3 separate regions of the Homo sapiens genome follow, and regions 2 and 3 are each linked to region 1. Evidence: read pairs that join two places in POLR2A ChIA-PET (ENCODE). Cell type or tissue: MCF 10A. All regions are shown on one strand. Links, peaks and the distances in the headings refer to the core of each region. The heading gives the core; the rest is flanking DNA. Region 1 has its middle 110 kb from the start of MTAP. Region 2 overlaps MTAP (methylthioadenosine phosphorylase). Region 3 has its middle 160 kb from the start of CDKN2B.

Region 1 (6,409 bases), core at 1,593-5,592:
GCTCATTCTTTTCTGTTCCTACTCACAGCCTGCTGAGTGCTGCTGGATGAAATCACCCAATAGTGGGTTTATTGCGTTTACAATGTTATAGCCTTCCACTATCCTGTGGCACTTAATGCCGCAGGTCAATTCTGTGACGTATCTCTGGCCAATTCTTCTCCTACTTAACTACTAAAAGCCTTTCCTATTCCTTTCAAGAATGACTGAACTTGTGAGACCCTCAGTCTCATCAGGGTACCTTGGCTATGAATTTGAAGAACCTTTTAGCAACCTCCTGCTTTCCTTCCACAGCAAGCTGTTCTATGAACACCCCATCCTTCCTGCCTCTCTTTCATAACTTATTGCTTACTTTAAAGGTGACACATTTGTTGAACTTCAGTCTACTTAGATCCAGTTATCACTTCTTAATTACTCTTGCTAATTGTAGACTGTTCTTTCAATTGCCCTCAAGTTTGAACATTTCTAAGGACCTCTTCTTTTCCACTTTTCTTTGCTTTTTGCAATTTCTCCCATTGAAGTCACAAGAATAGTTAAGATTCTATACAAGTTCTGTTATCAAGGACCCTAAATATTTCTGTCTTCATGCAAATGGTGCAATGAACCTAATTTGACATCCTCCTGAAATCATATTCACTCTTTAATCAACTTCATTTTGAACACTGAAATTACTTTTATTATATCTATAACATCTTTTAATCACCAAAATCAATGAGTTCATCTAATTTCTCAGATATCACACCTTCTTCTGATCCTTCATCTACCTCCCCGTGAGCACTGATTTAGTCTTCTTCCCAGGTCCTTCCGCCTATGTCTCTCCTGATATGTACATGTTGCTTAGGCTCCATCCCAGGTTTCTTCCTCCTTATACATACCCTCCCTGGAAAGTCTCCTCTATTTCCATGACTTCTGTAGCCTATATGCTAAGACATTTATTTCTTATCCAAATTTATTTCTTCAGTTCATTCCTCTCTCCTCATCCAGGTCATCCTTTCAACTGCTGATCAACCTCTTTACCTTGCATTCCAATAATGGCTGGTATTCATTCAGCCAATAAAAAAAATTTAGTGAGTATCTACTACATACCAGGCACAGTGTATGTACTACAGCTATGATGGAGATCAAGGAGACAGTATAGTTGGGATGCAGACCTACAAACAGGCAATATAACATAGTGTGATACATGCTATGACAGAGGTAAGTTCAAAGGAGAGGGGAAATTAACCAGTCTTGAGAATGGTTGCTAACTTTAACCCCATTCTGCCCCCTAGCATACCACATGGCACATATTAGGTGCTTAATACACATTTGTTAAATTAAGTGACATCAAAGGTAGAATTTGACAATGAGTTAGTAATACCAGGTGAAGGGGCTCAGAGAGGCTGAAATTATTTCCTAAGACTAAGAAATCTACAAAGGCTCAAGGGATAAAGTGTGTCTGGAGTGATCTTGAGGCAAGTATTTTGGAATAGCCGAAGTGGGACTCAGAAGCTCAGTATACATTAGTTTTCTTCTCCCCTTGTATAACTATTTTACATATATTGTCTCTTTAGGTTCTCAGGTAATTGTTTAAATTTGCACGCTAAGTATAATTATCCCAATTTTGCAGATTAGGAAACTGAGGCTCAGAGGGATTGGATGATTTACAAAGTCCCCTAGCTAGAGTCAACTTCATAGTCAGTGTCAGTGATGTCACCTGCGCAGCTGCATAGAAGTTGTTTTTTGTAAGTGAAGTTAGATGGGACAAGGGAACATATGCATAAGCAGATGGGCTACACATAGTGTGTGCTCTTTCCCATCCCATGAGCACAGAATTCTGTTGTGGAATGTGTGAGGTCAGTAAAACCAAAAATCAGTACAAAGTAAGTGTGTCATATCTATGACTGAGCAAGCTTACTATTCAAACCAGAATTTGCTTTAAATGCAAAAAGAGGGCAATAGTGTGCTAAGTAACACAAACGACAAAGAAATCTTTTATACTCATGTTACTTCCCTGTACGAGCCAATCCTTTATGCTGAAAATTATAACACAGAAGGAAAAGGAAAGATAGGGCAATGCACACTTTTTAAAAAGTCTTTCCTTATTTATTCATAAGTTGAAAGGAGAGAGTGTTGGCAGAATGTGAGTGTTCTATATCAAGAAATGAAATAAAACAGTTGAAGTAGTGCAGTGTTTTCACTGTTCTGGTAAGAATAAAATACATGGGTGTATTCAAACTAAATGCTCTTATATATGCATTTCAAACTGGTATTGCTCAATATAAAGATATATGATGAAATGATAAAATTCATGCCAATAATTTAAATTAAAATCTTCTTTATTTAGAACATTAAATAACAAATAAAAACACCATAAGAAGCTGAAGATGGTCTGTCAAAGGAAGAAAAAAGATTTCATTTTAGTACTTTTAATGGCACTCTTTTTCTACCTTTTTAATAAGGGACTCCACATTTTCATTTTGTAATAGGCCCTAAAAATTATGTAGCTCATCTTGTCTGCAGCTAATAAATGATCAAGCTGAAATTTGATCTCAGGTTTTCGGCATCCAAATTACACAACATACCCTATTTCCTGTGATAGTATGTGGTATTAATCCAGTGAGGTCTATGCATCATTTACCATTTTGACTGCCATAGCTTCTCTTGTCTTTGAAGGATGAAACTATATTAACTGTAGTGGATGCTGAATACCCTCCCCAAATTTCCTATTCATGACTGAGACATTTATTGCCCCAGCTGCCACATTAGCTGTTGAAGGTTTACAAATGTGTCCCTGCCTCAGAAATGCCTTTGGCCAAAGAGAGCTCCTTGCCTCAATTTAGGACAATTCTGAAAGGCCATCCCAGCTCCAGAGCTCCCCAAAGGACTGACTGTGGCCTTCATTGCTACTGAATTGCAGATCAGCTTCTTTCTCTGCCAGTTCTTCCTTCACTCTCTCCTGGGTCTTACTCCCAAAAGTCCCACAATAAACTTCCAGTACACAAATCTCTGGCTCTGGGTCTCTCTCCCACGAAATCCAACCTAGGAAGTCAACAGTGGACACTGAATTGTAACAAATATGTCTTGCATTTTTCAAATGGACAATTTACAGTGTATTCATTTGCTAAACGTTCAGTTTTCTGCTTACTTTTACTGTAGCCATAGCTGCAATTACCTTTACTTTTACTCATACCCAGTGAGAACCTGTTATTTTAGTGTTTTACACTGTGGAGTCTCTTTCTGTAAGTTTGGTGGCTCAGCTCTTGCTGAGCTGGAGAAACCGTAATTCCTAAACAAACCAGGAACCCCTTTTACAACCAGTTTAAAATGCAGTTCCTGCTCTTTTAAGCATTTTTCTCACTCAAGGGGAGAAGTATCAAAGCCAGTCATTTGAGGGTGAATCCGTTATCCACCTGAATCATTTTAAAGAAATTATTAAATATCCATGTCTCTTTGTCACCTTAAATGCTTTTGAGTTAAATTTACTCTGAAGTTTTCAACTTGAATTTTCTAAACTATGATCTAAATATTATTCTTTAAAGCAGACTTATTATGGGTCAGGTTAGCTATAAAAGTAATTCTTACTCATGTTCATTTAATTAAAAACATCTCGAAATACATAAATGTCCCAGGCACAAGTTGGTACTGCCCCAGAACAAGTCTGCTGTATACAATGACATTTATTATGATTAAGTGTACATTCTGTAACTCATTTTGGAAACATTTGACTGACTCAACCCTAACTGTTGGCTACCAGAATCAGGAAGATGAAAATATAATAGCTTCTGAGTCATGAGGTGTGGATAAATATATTTTGTAATATATTTAAGAAAAGAAAATCATCCATAGAGAGGACATTTGATCATTTTTAGACCTTGTGGATTTTCCAACCAGTCCAGATCAAATCCTGGATATTGGTAGTTAGCAGAGGATCAAATGTGCCACAAATGTGAAAGAGTCAGTATATTTTATTTTGATTGGATCATGGACTACACCCTTTCTTTTACTCTCTCTCCTTGTTCATGTCAACCACACACATATACGTGGATACACAACTAAACTCTATTCCCCAATGTTATCTGTTAAATAAAACTGAACTCTGAATACAAAAACAAACTGTTTTAAAAACCTCACCTCATATCAAAAGGCAGCTCTGAATGTCCAAAGTGAAACTAAAACAACTGAGTCGATGATGTCCGGGCCCAGAGCCACATGTATTCCTGAGTGCGCAGATGGCAGACACTTGGATGTGTAGTGCTGTGATGAGACAGCAAATTTTGTCATGTATTAATACATGTGGCTTGTGGTCATTCATAGAACAATGTGGACTCCAAAGGGAGCCAAAAGGAGCCGCTTGCCAGGACTGTATCTCCCAAGGCCTAGAGTCATTCCATCAATGCTTTGGCTGTGAAGCGACTAAGGCAGCTGCCAATTGACCCCTCATTTATAAAGACACAAAACAAAAATCAATTTAGGTCCTAATAAAGCAGGCCAAGTGTGAGAATATCGGAAATAGGAAGCACTGGAGGCCGGGCACGGTGGCTCATGCCTGTAATCCCAGCACTTTGAGAGGCTGAGGCAGGCAAATCGCTTGAGCCCGGCAAATTGCTTGAGCCCAGGAGTTCAAAACCAGCCTGGGCAACATGGTGAAACCCTATCTCTATGGAAAATACGAAAATTAGCCAGGTGTAGTGACATGCACCTGTAGTCCCAGGTACTCAAGAGGCTGAGAAGGGAGGATGGCTTGAGCCTGAGAGGCGGAGGTTGTAGTGAGCTGAGATTGTGCCATTGCACTCCAGTCTGAGTGACAGAGTGTGATCTTGTCTTAAAAAAAAAAAAAAGAAGTACTGGAAAGCCCTGAAACCATATCAAGGGGCAACTACTGCTCAGCTTTGTTGTCATAATGTGGTAATGTACAATGTAGTAATGCCAAATCTTAGGGGTATCAGAAATCAGATGTTATAAAATACATTACTTTTAAACTGTGTTTGGATTAGCAGAACACATTTCCCAAGTCTTCATAATGGCTACAAACAGGTGTTTGCTACTTCTCTAACCTCCTTCCTACAAGCCTCCTACCAATCTCTCACTCCCTCTGTCACCACCACATTGACCCAGCTGTTCCTGAGCTGTGCAGTGCACTCTCCTGTCTCAAGGCCACTGCACCAGCACTTTCCTCATCAGGAGCACCCTTTCCCTACATAGCCACATAGCTCATTCCTTCATCTCCTTCATGTCTTTTATTAAATGTCTTCACCTCAGTGAGACCTTCCTTGACCACCCTATTTGAAATCGTATCCTCTCCCCACACTTCCTCCCAACTTGATTTTGTTCAAAAACACTTGTCTTCCTCTAATATTATGAATTTTATTTATTGGATTTGTTTTCTATCTCTTCCAACAATAGAATGTAAACTACTCGAAGACAGAGATTTTAGTTTATTTTGCTCATGGCTATGTCCCCAGTGCCTAGAACAGAGGCTGGCATATAGTAGAAACTTCATTAATGATTTTTTAAATGAAGGACTGAATACATAGATGAATCTGCAAGCCATCTTTGTTCTGTGGTTTGGGCTTCCAATTTTTGACATCTTATTTACACTGAAAATCTTATAGCACACCCTGAAGGAAAGAGAGATGATATAGTTTGGGCAGTGAACATCTAAATTATTCCTTTCTAGGAAAGTCAAATAATCAAATGACATCATCCACAAAATTGCAGAGCATTTCTTTCAGTTATAATGTCCTACATAAGCAAACTAAAGCGTACACAATCATGTCAAACTTATTAATCTCATGATATTTTAGTCGCTCTATTTTCATTCAGTGTTTATTCAATAATCATGAGGCCTTAGAATTTAAACTGCTCAGAACAAGTCCCCTTACCCACAATGTTGAGCTTCAGGTTAAGTCTAAAATTAAGCATATTTCCTTTGCTGATTGGGAAATGAAAATAAATATGAGAGAGGCAAGAGGGAGCAAAGATTAAGCCTGATCTTTGTGAAGGAAAAAAGTTAATTCACGAAGATTATGTTTTCTCTGAAAGACTCACCTTTCCCCTTTACTCTGGCCTATATGAGTCAAAATTTTGGATGCTATTCTTAAGAATTCAGGTCATTTCTCTCTCTCCTTCTACTCTTTGCTCAGAAAAGCTTCAGACAAAGCCACTAAATTTACAAACTAAAATTCAGGTTGTGGGTGTGTGTATTTTTGTGTTCTCTGACATAAGAACAGACCAAACATATAGCACTCTTCAAGGACATAGGATAGATGAACATATGTTAATATACAACAGATGTCATGAGAAGCATGAAATACATTTCATGACTCCATAGTAAATTTTGTAAGTCATTGCCACAAGAATTGGTACATAATGAAAATATAAACGTTTGAAAAAGATGAATTCTTACATAAAAATAGATTCTTAATAATTT
Region 2 (6,409 bases), core at 1,364-5,363, 170 kb before region 1:
CATGTGAGATGCCTCGCTCCTTTTGCCTTCCAACATGATTGGAAGTTTCCTGAGGCCTCCCCAGAAGCTGAGCAGATGCCAGCATCACGTCCCGTACAGCCTGTAGAACCATAAGCCAATTAAACCTCTTTTCTTTATAAATTACCCAGTTTTAGGTATTTCTCCATAGCAATGTGATAACAGACTAATACAGATTTCAATATGGTATCGGAGAAAATATCTCAGATGTATAATGGGTTAATATGGTCTAGAAAGATGTGGCTGTTCTCTTCATGTCCACAGCCGAAGGGATTACAATGTTAAAACTGTTGCTACACTGGAAAACCAAACAGGTACGTTTCTCCTTAGAAAATTATTCCAGCTACTAAAGAAAAATATTATGGAATTAAAATACCACCATTTTTATGGCTCCCAGTGAATTAATGGATTGGCTGCTAACATCACAAACCGAACCAAACAAAATCCCAAATAAACCACTCATTATGTGCTTCCTGATGAAAAAATAAAATGCTACCTTAAGACACCTGAATCTGATTAAATTTCTAAATCTAGCTACCAATTTATAGACAATACAGAGGACAGAGAAGCCTATTAAACTACTCCAAGGAGATGATTTCAGCAATTCAGACTGTGGGAAACTCAACAGGACAAATGATCTGGTTCCTTCATAAAAAGCTTGCAACCAAAAGAATAATTTAAGGCATTTAACCAGAAATTTAAATTCTGGCTGGGTATATTAAAGAATTATTATTGGAGAATGAAAATGATAATGTGCTCATGTTAGATACCTCCTGAAGTGTTTATGGATAAAATTATTGATGGGAGTAATAATCATATTGGTTGTAAGTTAATATAATGGTTGAAGCTAGATGCTGAATTCATGGAAGCTCGTGCTATTAGCTACTTCTGTATATGACTAAAATAGCTTCATAAGAAAAAGTTGAAGAAAGTGAACACAAAATTACCATCAGAGATAGAGTACTTGACATGCCTTCCTATGCTTCGAAGAAATCCAGCATTCAGGGACACAAGGATTACATCTTTCTATTTCCTTAAGCATAGTCCAGATCCCACCCACAAACACCAAGATGTGTATAGGAAAAAATGATGAACACTGTAGCAGAGGGGAGTTTGCACTACTATGGGAACACAAAGCAGTGACAGGCTGGGTATCTGCCAGGCACATGTAAATGATATGTTTTAAGCTGAGTCTTTGAATGCAGACATGAAGCATCCAAGAAATTTGCCTTGTATTTACTCATTTCCTTATATATTTTTCCTGTGACTGGTTATTTCTGTATAGACACTGACCTCCCTTCTCTTTGTTCCAGCTGTTGGGCTTCACCCAAAATGTCCTTCCTACTGACCTTCCCAAAATAAACCCTCTCTTCAAGGTGCAGTTTAAATGCTTTTCCCTGATACTACCCACCTCTCAGGCCCCCCACTCCATCAGAGCCACCATCTGATGACCACCCTCTTACAAGCCAGCATTATACTAGCTTTTTTACATATCTCATTTGGTTTAATTCTTCCAGTAATCTTTCAAGGTCTAACTGACTAAACAATGACTAAACAACCTCCACTCCTCACCCAGAGCCCTGGCTTCATTCTACAGAAGAGTAAACAAGTGAAATAACTCGCCCAATGTGACAAGCAAATGGAGCAACTCAAATCTGAAGATGGGTTTAGAGAACTCCAAATCCTTTTTGCCATGCCAGGCTGCAACACACGATTGGCTGAAATAATGCCATCTTTCTGTGGGCCTTCCTTGTAGCATTTAACACTGTCTTCAAGCCTTTCCACTTACAGAGCTTAATTTCTCTGCTTTTCAATAAAGTAGCTCCAGCTGACTATTTCCCCAACCTCATTTGGCTACTAAAGGAAATCACTGCTGGTTCTACAAAGGAGGAGACATATGTTATTAGACTGAGCAGAAAGCCACAGGCAGGAAGCAAACCGCTCTCAGGGTGTGGCAGGGGCTGGAGTTTCCTATTAATTGGAAGCAGCTTCTTGACATTACGAGGCTGAGTTGTTCCTTAGGTTACCAAAGCTGCCAAATAAGATATTATGTTGTGACTTAATGTAATAATTTGCGAATCTCTTACATAAAAGGCATCCTAGTACTAAGCAAACAGTTTATTACACTGAAGAGTCATCATAAGGAATTCATGAAAAACAAAGAACCTGTGTTCATCTATGACCCAAAACACTGTACACATTAGATAGTAAAACAAACTCTCTAAAACGGTGGTACAATATTAGGCCTCTTTGGAGATGTCACTTACCCTAAATGTGCTCAGAAAGTCACCCCTAAATGTTTTCCTTACTTCAAAAGTGACTGCAGTTTTGTCGTCCCTTTATCTTAAAATGAGATAAATGACAGGACGAACGATCTAGTTTATTCAAGTAACACAAGGAATAAAAAGAGAAAGAGGTGAAAATTAGATTAAAAGAGACAAGAGGTAATCATTAAAATACAACATATGGATTGTAAGGGATTCTGATTTGATCAAATTGTTAAAAATTATGAGACTGAAGGAAAAAGGAATAGTCTGAATATTTGATTATATTAAGAAATTAATATCATTATTTTTGTACAATGATGGCATGGTTATAACTTAATTTTAAAAAGACCTTTTAGGAAAATATTTACTTCACAATGAGGGCAGGGGAGAAATAGGTAGGGACATACCTATCACACAAGATTGGCCATGGCTAATTGTGGAACCTAAGTGATGGGTACCTGGAATTCATTATATTCCACCCTGTACTTACACAGATGTTTAAAGTTTTGTTTTGTTTTGTTTTGGAAGCTGACCTCATTGTTCCAGTGTCCTCAAATTCCAGCTGGATCCTGCTGCCTTCCCTGCCTGAACCCCTCACTGTCCTTCCATCTGAAACCCTTACCATGGTCTGTATGGCCTGGCCCTACTGTATTGCATCCCTCCTCTCTCTCCCTTCTCCCCAGTCTCCCTCCTTTCCACTCTACTCAATCATGCCCTTCTTGCCCATCACACTTAAAACAGGAAGGCTTCTCATACTTCAAATATTTGGTCTGGTCAACTCTATTCAGTTGACCTAGTGTACCCTTGTACCTCACCATTCTATTTCTTTATAACCGTTAGCTTTCTTATATTGGTTTGCTTAACTTCTATCTCCATCCGACAGAATGTCGGCTCCTTAAGGACTTCTCTGTTTGTTGTCACATTTCTATGCTGAACAGAGTATCCAGCCACGGTACGTTAAATAGATGGATGTGAACATACAGCCCTCTCATGAGGAAAGGGTTAATAGATTTTTTTCCTTCTTGAAAACAAAAAACAGTAGCATAGCAGCAGAAATTGGCAATCAAAATACACCTTTATCCTGAAAATAAGGCCCAAGTCTTAGTATGATTCTCAACACATCTACCTGCCTACAATGTACTATTTTCACTACTGATCCTTGGGTAAAAGTGTCTCTTTCTTTCCTTTGATCTTTGTTCTTACCTTCCAATGGAACTACAGAAAATATTAACAACTTCAAAACCTTGTAGAAAGGCACTTTCTGAAACTAACGTAATAGAAACAAACAGTTAAGACACCCTATTGGCACCCAGAAACCCATGCTATATGTGCTTAGAAAAGAATTCCACCTACTGCTTCCTCGTGCTCCTTCCAGCAGTCATAATCTGTCGCCATGGCGATACTTGCGTAACAAATTCCAGCCTCCTTAGCAAGAACCACCTCTGGAACTGTGGTCATGTTGATAACATCCGCCCCCCAGGTGCGGAACATGAAGCTTTCTGCCCGGGAGCTAAAACGAGGTCCCTCGATTGTGACCATTGTCCCCTTTGAGTGGCACCGGAGTCCTAGCTTCTTAGCAGTCTCTATAAGAACCTAGAAAAGAAAAACCAGAAACTTCAAAACATACTAGCACATGCACAACTTAAGGCTGCACTTCCCCCCAATGTTTACCAAGTTGATTTCTTAAAGATGATTTGTCACTATAATAAATGCCTACTATCTGCCAGGCTCTCAGAAAAAACCTAGAGGACCACAGAAGGGTGTTTCCTGGACCCTTTCTCATTCACATAATCCTGTTTCCCCAGCCCTTTGCATGTAGAAACTAATAGCTACACAAGCAAGCACTGAGCTCTTTCTACTCGCCAGGCATTTGTTTATATGCTTTAATCTCATTTGCTTCTTAACAACTTTAAGAGACTAAGCTGGTTTGAGAATACAGACTGGAGTCTTAACTTTTAACCTCGCAGGCTAAGCTAAGGTGCCTCTCGTCGCTTATCTTCTCAAACAGGTGTGTTGAGTTCTATTTCCAGGCTTCTGAAAAGTTAATTCTCATTACTTTTAAAAATACAGAATCTGAAGACTTCTGTAAAAGCTTTTGCTGGTTAGAAAGTGATTTCTCTTTTGCCTATTGCCTTTCCACAGAGTTGTGCTGATTGTTTTTCTGTTCACAGGGATAAACATCTTGGAATTCCTTTAGTGGCAAGGCTAGGCATGGATTTTTAGAAACATCATTGAAAAGTTCGATCCTTTTCTCCAGTGTTTTATTTAATACTGCACATCTAATCTTCAAGTTATTAATTACCTTCATTTTTTCTTAGCTTATTCAATATTCCCTTTTAATTAAAAAAAAGTCTTTTCAACTTAACTGTTAACTTACTGAAGCACTGTTGAAAAATCATCTCTGTATGCCTTAGTTTTCTCAAGTGTAAATTGAGAATAATGATATCGCATAATTCAATTGTATGAGGAAGATTAAATGAACTAAGGTATATACAAGCATAGAAGCATGCCAGGTGCGCTGTAAACACTGTATGCACTAAGCTGGTCTTCTAACAATCATTAATACTGGCAGCTTCTACACATATTTGGCTAACCTTCCTGGGATACTATATAAATAAAGTGGAGTGACTCAAAGTCAAAGTCTCCAATCTGGGCAAAGTCTCACCTGCACATGTGTTCATCACATAAACAAATTAACCTATTTCCTTAAAAAATAACTTACACTATGCCACTGCAATGGGAAACAGAATTTTCACAAGAGTCTTGGCAACTCAAAATTTAGCAAGCTATGGACAATGAACAGTTGATGCTACATCATGTTTATCTTATAAATGCTGAAAATAAAATTATGCTTAATTAACACTTTTCCCTAAAAAGTATATGTTATAAATGCAAAAGCCTAAATCTCTACCCCACCCCCTTTTCCCCCCTAAAGTTAAGACATAACAAGCCCACTCCCGCTGGTTCAATAATGTCTTTAAAGATCCTGAATAACTGAACCATATGCTTGGCTAAAGTTCACAGTGCTTCTAGAGATGAATGGCTCTTGACAAGTCCTCACTGTCACTCTGGCACTTTGGGAGATAGGTACCATGCTTATGAGGAGGAGGAAGAAATGGAGGCTATGAATATATGTCAGCCACCTGAACCAGCATTTTGCATTCCTTCAAGAACAGCTAACACTATCTTAAGGCAGCAAAAAATATCAAATACAGGGTCAAGGTCCAGGTCTGAGTTTAAGATGATTTCATTTTCTTACCTCGTGTAATCACTGAACTACTAAACAGACGGATGTGGTAGTGAAAGTACCACAACCCTCACCAAGGAACTAGCAATATTAGATCACCAGCCTAAACAGATTTAATGTCAGGACTTTCATATTAACTCCTAAAATGAATAGAAGTAACACTGCTTTTGGAACACGTATTTGTACATGGTACAAAACTTAAATAGTACAAGGAAAACCACTGTCCCTTCCCAAGGGAAACCATTATTACCAGGCTTTTTTTTTTTTTTCATTTCAATAGTTTTTGGGGAGCAAGTGGTTTATTGTGATGTATATAAGTTCTTTAGTAGTGATTTCTGGGATTCTGATGCACCTGTCACCCAAGAAATGTACACTATACCCAATGTGTAGTCTTTTATCCCTGATTCTCCTCTCCCACTTCCCCCAGAGGCCCCAAAGTCCATTACATCATTTTTTTTTTTTTTTTTGAGATGGAGTCTCACTCTGTCGCCCACGCTGGAATGCATTAGTGCGATCTTGGCTCACTGCAACCTCTGCCTCACGGGTTCAAGCAGTTCTCTGGCTCAGCCTCCTGATTAGCTGGGATTACAGGCACCCGCCACCACGGCCAGCTAATTCTTTTCTTTGTATTTTAGTAGAGACCCCTTTCACCATCTTGGCCAGGCTGGTCTTGAACTCCTGACCTTGTGATCCACCCACCTCGGCCTCCCAAAGTGCTGGGATTATAGGCATGAGCCACTGCGCCCGGCCCTATTATATCATTCTTATGCCTTTGCATCCCCATAGCTTAGCTCCCACTTACAAATGAGGACATAACGATATTTAGTTTTCCATTCCCGAGTTACTTCACTGAGAATAATGGTCTCCAACTCCATCC
Region 3 (6,409 bases), core at 837-4,836, 480 kb before region 1:
TCTTAGGTGATATTTAATAAGCTTGGGGCTGTATATATATTAGGTTTCTCTGTTGTTTGGTATATTTATCACCAACCATGGTATATTTATCACCAACCATGGTATATTTATCACCATGACTCCACAATGTACAGGGAAAGACTTCTAAAACTAGAAAGTAAGAAGGAAACGCTCCCTTTTCTGTCCTCAAACAAAATTGTTAACGACCTTCCAAAATTCATTCCAATATTCTTTTTCATCTTCTTTAAACATGGTCATATGGGTTTTGTAAATATTGCCTTCTAAGAAGAAAAGATTGTTCACTAGCAATGAAGGCATTCATTTTTTAATTAGCAAATTAATAAAAACATCAATTAGTAAGTTTCTTTAATGTCAATAATGAAGTTAGGGGACATCAGCCCTTATCACTGACTTATCACACAATAAAAAGGTTGCGTGATAATAGGACAAAAAGGGTTGTGTTCAAATAATCATGCTTATCACCTTAGACTTCCAAGGGGCTATAAAGTGCTCTAGCTATCTTATGCCTCCCCTTCCAAGTGTGAAGCTGATAAGAAGAGCGGTCCTCTCTCTTACTGATTGCAGGCCTAAAACAAAAACAGTCAATTGCCTTTCCTGGCTAACAAAGTCACCTCTAAACTGAGGGTGATATCATAAATTCTTTATTATCTGGAATGGTTAATTTTCTGTGTCAATCTGGCTAGTTGACGGTGCCAAGTGTTTTGTCAAACACCAGGCTAGATGTTGCTGTGATGCTATTTTTTAGATACAATTAACATTTAATTAGTAGACTTTGAGTAAAGCAGGTTGCCTTCCATAATGTGGGTGGGCCTCATCCAATCAGTGGGAGGCTGTAACAGCACAGACTGAGGTTTCCTGAACAGGGAGAAATTCACCTTAAGATTGCAACACAAAAACCCTGGCTGAGTCTCCAGCCTCTTGCCCTGTGGAATTCAGGCTCAATACTACAATATCAACTGTTATCTGAATTTCCAGGCTTCAATCACATAAGCCAATTCATGTATATTCACACACTATTTTAGGGTTTCCAAAGTTTTGGTGAATGAAAAACAAATGACTCTTTTTTAAATTTAAAATAGTTCAAGCAGATGATGTTTCCAATTTCACATTTTATACATCTATAAATAGCACCACATTTTTCTCTCACTTCCTCCTTTGAAATACACAAATGGCTTCCCAACCCTCCAAATCGCTACTGTGGCCTAACTAGGCCCTGTGTGATCTGCCCCAGATAGAAAGTTCAACTAACAGTACCACTATCAACAGACATTTGCACAAATGACTTTCTCCTGCTGGGTATGAACAATCAGTAGAACAAACAGCACCTCAGTCTGTGCCCTTGTGAGCACAGAATTAAAACAGCTGGACATGCATGCTCTTAATCAATCGTTTCCATAGAGTAGAGTATCTGAATGAATTGTCCTTTTCCTAGATAGTTATTTCTATGCAGTCAACTGGGGCCTGTCCTCAGAATCAAATTACCTTGAATTCTGAGAACTTCTGGCTGCCTGATGAAAAGGCTTTATTTATCGGCATTCACTTTTCCAGACTCCATTTCTATAACTGGATCTGTTTCAACCACATGACATTATCATATGAGTGTTAAACTATGACTGTTCTGTTTTTCTAAGGCACACACCCTGATCACTTTGGGGGAACTTGAGAAACACCTTGGTGCCTATGACTAATTAGGATGGCCATCTTGGTCTCATCAGCAGCACATTTTGAAAATTTACTTTATGGTATCATTTTAACTTACTGCCCTAGAGGGTATATTATATCCACTTTTGATCTATTTATTTATTTCACTGTGAGCAGGAAACGTTTTCTGATACAGTCCCTATATTTGGAAAGTAATGCTTCCATTAGGACCTCATGCTCCTCATATACTAACTAAGCATTATTTTCCTTGAATCCATGTGGATTGTCCCTATCTCTGAGCCATCCAGCAGCCTCTCCTAAACTCATCTAATAATCCTTCTATTGTAAACACATTTGGAAGAGGTTAGGTCATCCCATTCCCACCCATTACCAGGAACAGTGCCATGTTTACCTTTTGAGCAATATACTAGTAAAATTTCACATGACAGAAGCAAAAATCTGTAGAAATTAACCAAAAAGAAAGATTAGTCAGAAAATAAATGTCTGGAAAGTTGCAACTGCACCTAAGTTATCAGGGAGACTGTAATACCATATTTCAGGACCTCAACTCACACATGCAGGCACCCACAGACACTTAGGCACACACATGACCACTACAACGACAACAAGAAAAGGGGACAAACTTCACATAATCCTAATCACTTAATAATGCAGGAGAAAACATTTATCTAATTTATCAAAATCTAAATTTGTGGCTATAAGAATTAAATACATCAACAGAAAGAAGAAGGTTTATATAGGACCCAGAAAAAGAGAAGTAAAAAACAAGAAGTGGTCAGAGTACATCTCCTACATCATCCAAGGAGGGGGTGCCTTGAACCTTGAGCTTGGAAATGTTTTTCCACTAGGCAGATAAAAAAGATAATAGTTTATACTCTTATAGTTCCTATTTTATGCCAGGAAAAAGTTTTAATACTATACATTCACTAACTCATTTAATATGCATAACAGTCTATAAGTAGGCACTATTAGTATCCCAATTTTCAGATTTAAAAGCTGAGTCACAAAGAGTTTACTTATATCACTTGCCCAAATCCAAGAGTAGAGCTGGATTTGAATCTAGGCAGTCTGATGCCAGAATTGGCTCTCTAACATTAGAATATAGTAAAAATGGAAAAGACAGCTTCCTTTTATTTTTGGGAAGAGAGAAGAGAAAACAAGCATTTGTTGCAAACTTTTTGATTGCTAAATATCGTGGCAGAAATTTTACATACATTCTGCTGGCAACAGCCCTATGAGTCATATCATCTGATCCTTATTTTACACTGATAGAAACTAGGCCACTGGGATTTCCTGGAGGATCCAGTTACTTTCTTGGGGATCACTGGGAATTTATAAAAGTAAAAACCAGTGTGTTTGTTCCCTTCATTCATCATAAAACTAAGCAACAAGCAAAGTTCCTTTCACTCATTGCATCAGCAACAAGCAAACTGGCCCTAGCAGGAAGACCGAATCTTGAGACTGTGGTTCATTTCTTCATCTGATATGGATCAATGGATCAGCTGATAAAATACACACACACACACACACACACACACACACACACACAAAGACACAAAGGTAATTCAGTTATCTGTTTTCTGAACTGGTCAAATTGAGATGAGTATGACTTAATAAGACCATATTCTTATTATGTGAGTCAACAGAAAGAGTTCTGTTTAACTAAAAAGATGTCTCAGAATCTACAGAATTGAGCATGTTTTCAATCCATCCAGTTGCTCGGTTAGCACCATGAAGACTGGTTTAGATGTAGGAGATAAGGTTCAAAGTTATAATAAAAATTAAAAATTAAGCGGGAGCAAAGATCAACACCCATGAATCTCTCCATGTATGATGATCCATCCAGAGACCTTCCTTTTAAACAAATTTACATTTTCTTTTAATGACAAAAATCATGTATTTTATAAAAGGTCCTATAGAAAACAAAGATTCAAGTTGGAAGACCCTAAAACTTACAAACCTATGATAATCATGTTAGTGTCTGAGGCTAAGACAGCATTCTACAATGCATATATTTTAGATAACATTTGAATCACACTATGTACATATTCTGGGGTTTTTTACTTCCACTTTATCCTGAATATTTTTCTGTGTTATTAAATATTCTTTGAAACTTAAAGACTGCACAATATTTACAACATGGCTCTCCGGCATGGGCATACCACAATATATCTTCTATTTTTGGACATTTATGTTATTAACCAGTTTTCTCTATCATAAACCAACAAGATGGAGGTTGCAAGGTCACCAACTCATTATTCTGAAAATCGATTCATAGAGGGGAAAAACAAGTGTATACATGCTTTTTCAGCATGAACTGTTTTAGGGTAAAAAATTGTTGGAGAGAGAAAGATTTTCTTTACAGAAAATTACTATCTAATTAATGTGAAATAATCAACAGAGTTAGAAAAATACCATTTTATAAATCTTAATGAAATTATAGATCTAGGAAACAGTCACTAATGAATGTTATAACCATTAGGTAAAATTTCAGTGAGGACCTCGATAATGGAGGACTCACCAGAACCTACTAATAAATCTTAACATCACTAAAAGTGGAGTAACCAGAAGTTACATGCCTTCTGGTGTCGTACAACAGGAGTACAGAATCTCAGATATAAAGTATTCTTGCCAAAAAATAAAAATAGAAATGAGCCTGACTCTAATCAATCCTTCCACTTTAAATACTAGCTGATGGAAAATAAGAGTGATACAGGAGGAAAAAAACAAATGATACCATAAAGTAGCCATCAACTAGATCTAGAATGCGAGACATTCTACAGGACAAAATACTTAATTTATTTATCAAATAAGTAACAGGAGAAAGAGGGAAGGGGAAACTGTTATACATTGAAAGAAACTTAAGAGGCCATATGAATACCACATGCAATATGTAGACCTTGTTTGGATTCTAATGTGAACAAAACAGTTGTAAAAAAGACATTCTTGAGACAATTGAGAAATTTGAGCCTAAACTTGTTCAATTCTCTTAAACTTAATAATAGCCTTTGGTTACTTTTTAAAGCTTTTATTATACAGAGAGCTTACAAATAAAATAATAAGAAGCTTTGGATTTGCTTTAAGGTAATCCTGTAGAGAGAGAGAATAAAATAGATAAAATAAGACTAGAAAAATATTAACAATTTTCAAAACTGGGTAGTGAGTACATAGAGATTTATTATAATACTCTTTCTACTTTTATGTTGATGGAAAATGTCAATAATAAAAAGCTTTTTTAAAATATCAAAATACAAATATATGTACATTATATATTTATATTTTGTTGTTGTTTGTTTGAAATTTCAACTAAAATCATAGAGTATATTTAAGGAAGGAGCATTATAAGTCAAAGACATGAAGTTCTTTGAGGTTTTTATTTTTTTGTTTTGGGGTTTTGTGGTTTTTGGGGGTGGAATTTTTTTTTTTTTTTTTTTTTTGAGACAGATTCTCCCTCTTTTTTCCAGGCTGGAGTACAGCGGTGCCATCACAGCTAACTGCAGCCTCGGCCTGCCGCCAGGCTCAACAGATCCTCTGACCTCAGCCTTCCACGTAGTCTGGAGTACAGGCACATACCTCTACATCCAGCTAATTTTTGTATTTTTTGTAGAGACAGGGTTTCACTATGTTGCCCTGGCTGGTCTCAAACTCCTGGGCTCAAGCAATCCACCCACCTCTGCCTCCCAAAGTGCTGGAATTACAGTCATGAGCCACAGCTCCCGGCCTCTTTGAGGTTCTTAAAAACTATTTTAAAAATACATTCCAGAAAGTTTGCACAAAATTATAGTCCCACCAATATATATGCGTCCATTTCACTATACCATGACCAAAATTAGATATATGTATCTTGAAACATCCATTCTATTTTTATAAAGTACAGCTTATTGTAATTAATGTTTTCTTTACAAAATGGGTTTAAATATTTTAATAAAAAGCCATTTGTATGTCTTCTGCATTAAATTGTCTGATTATATTTTTTACCCATGTTTTAATTGTAGTCTTGGTATTATATTTTTTTGTCTTTGATTTGTAAGGGCTTTTGATATTTTAAAAATAACAATCTTTTATCTGATGCCAAATAGTTTCCCATTTGCGCTTGATTTTTATTTTGTTTATTATAAATATACAGAATTAAATGTTTTATGTGATCATATCTATAGATTTGTCTATAGGCAGAACCTCCCTTTGTTACATTTATGCTTAAAAAATCCTGCCATCTCCTGAGATGAGCTAAATATTTATGTTCTTATAGGATTTTTTTAATGACTTACTTTTTACTTTTACACTTTTTATCCATCTGGAATTCATTTTGTTGTATGGCTTATGGGATCAGTTGGGATCTTAGTTTATTATTTTCTAAATAGTAAGCCAATCATTTTTTTCTTTTTCTTACTGATTTAAGATATCACCTGACCTAATAGATCTCTATATATATACTCTGGCATGTTTCTTACCTTCCTGATAACATGACTTCCTCTTACTGTTGAATGTTGTGCCTGTACCACATTACTATGATTTTGTAACTGGTGAATAGACTTGTTAAATGAACTGGGAAAAAATGAGAGATAAAAGGTAAGGGCAAGAGACTATTATTGCAAAGACAATAAATTCATTTCCATGAACATCATCTATATCACCCCATATTTTGTCAGCATCTATACAAAAGCTGTATGCTCTAGGAGAGAGAGGAGAGATTCTGGGGTAAGTGTACAAAGATTCAAAAGCTGGT

What was found. ChIA-PET counts read pairs that join two places held together with the same protein. Peaks named below come from ENCODE experiments on the same cell type or tissue, not always from the same donor. Only the 100,000 strongest peaks of a DNase experiment are listed, where the experiment ranks them.
Region 2: POLR2A ChIA-PET joins it to region 1 with 26 read pairs; 1 of 35 experiments calls an interaction of 5 or more read pairs at or near these places.
Region 3: POLR2A ChIA-PET joins it to region 1 with 5 read pairs; 1 of 35 experiments calls an interaction of 5 or more read pairs at or near these places.

What each region holds. Positions count from the first base shown.
Region 1 is chr9:21,686,195-21,692,603 of GRCh38, reverse strand. No RefSeq gene overlaps it. Among named protein-coding and RNA genes, the nearest start is that of MTAP, 110 kb to the left of the region's middle. In MCF 10A, for the core only: no CTCF peak of the experiment used is centred there; DNase peaks (open chromatin) are centred at 3,703 and 4,223.
Region 2 is chr9:21,852,100-21,858,508 of GRCh38, reverse strand. It overlaps MTAP (methylthioadenosine phosphorylase), which reads right to left. Exons shown (of 8, transcript NM_002451.4): 6 at 3,639-3,878. Among named protein-coding and RNA genes, the nearest start is that of MTAP, 53 kb to the right of the region's middle. In MCF 10A, for the core only: no CTCF peak of the experiment used is centred there; a DNase peak (open chromatin) is centred at 3,688.
Region 3 is chr9:22,165,994-22,172,402 of GRCh38, reverse strand. No RefSeq gene overlaps it. Among named protein-coding and RNA genes, the nearest start is that of CDKN2B, 160 kb to the right of the region's middle. In MCF 10A, for the core only: no CTCF peak of the experiment used is centred there; DNase peaks (open chromatin) are centred at 2,052 and 2,952.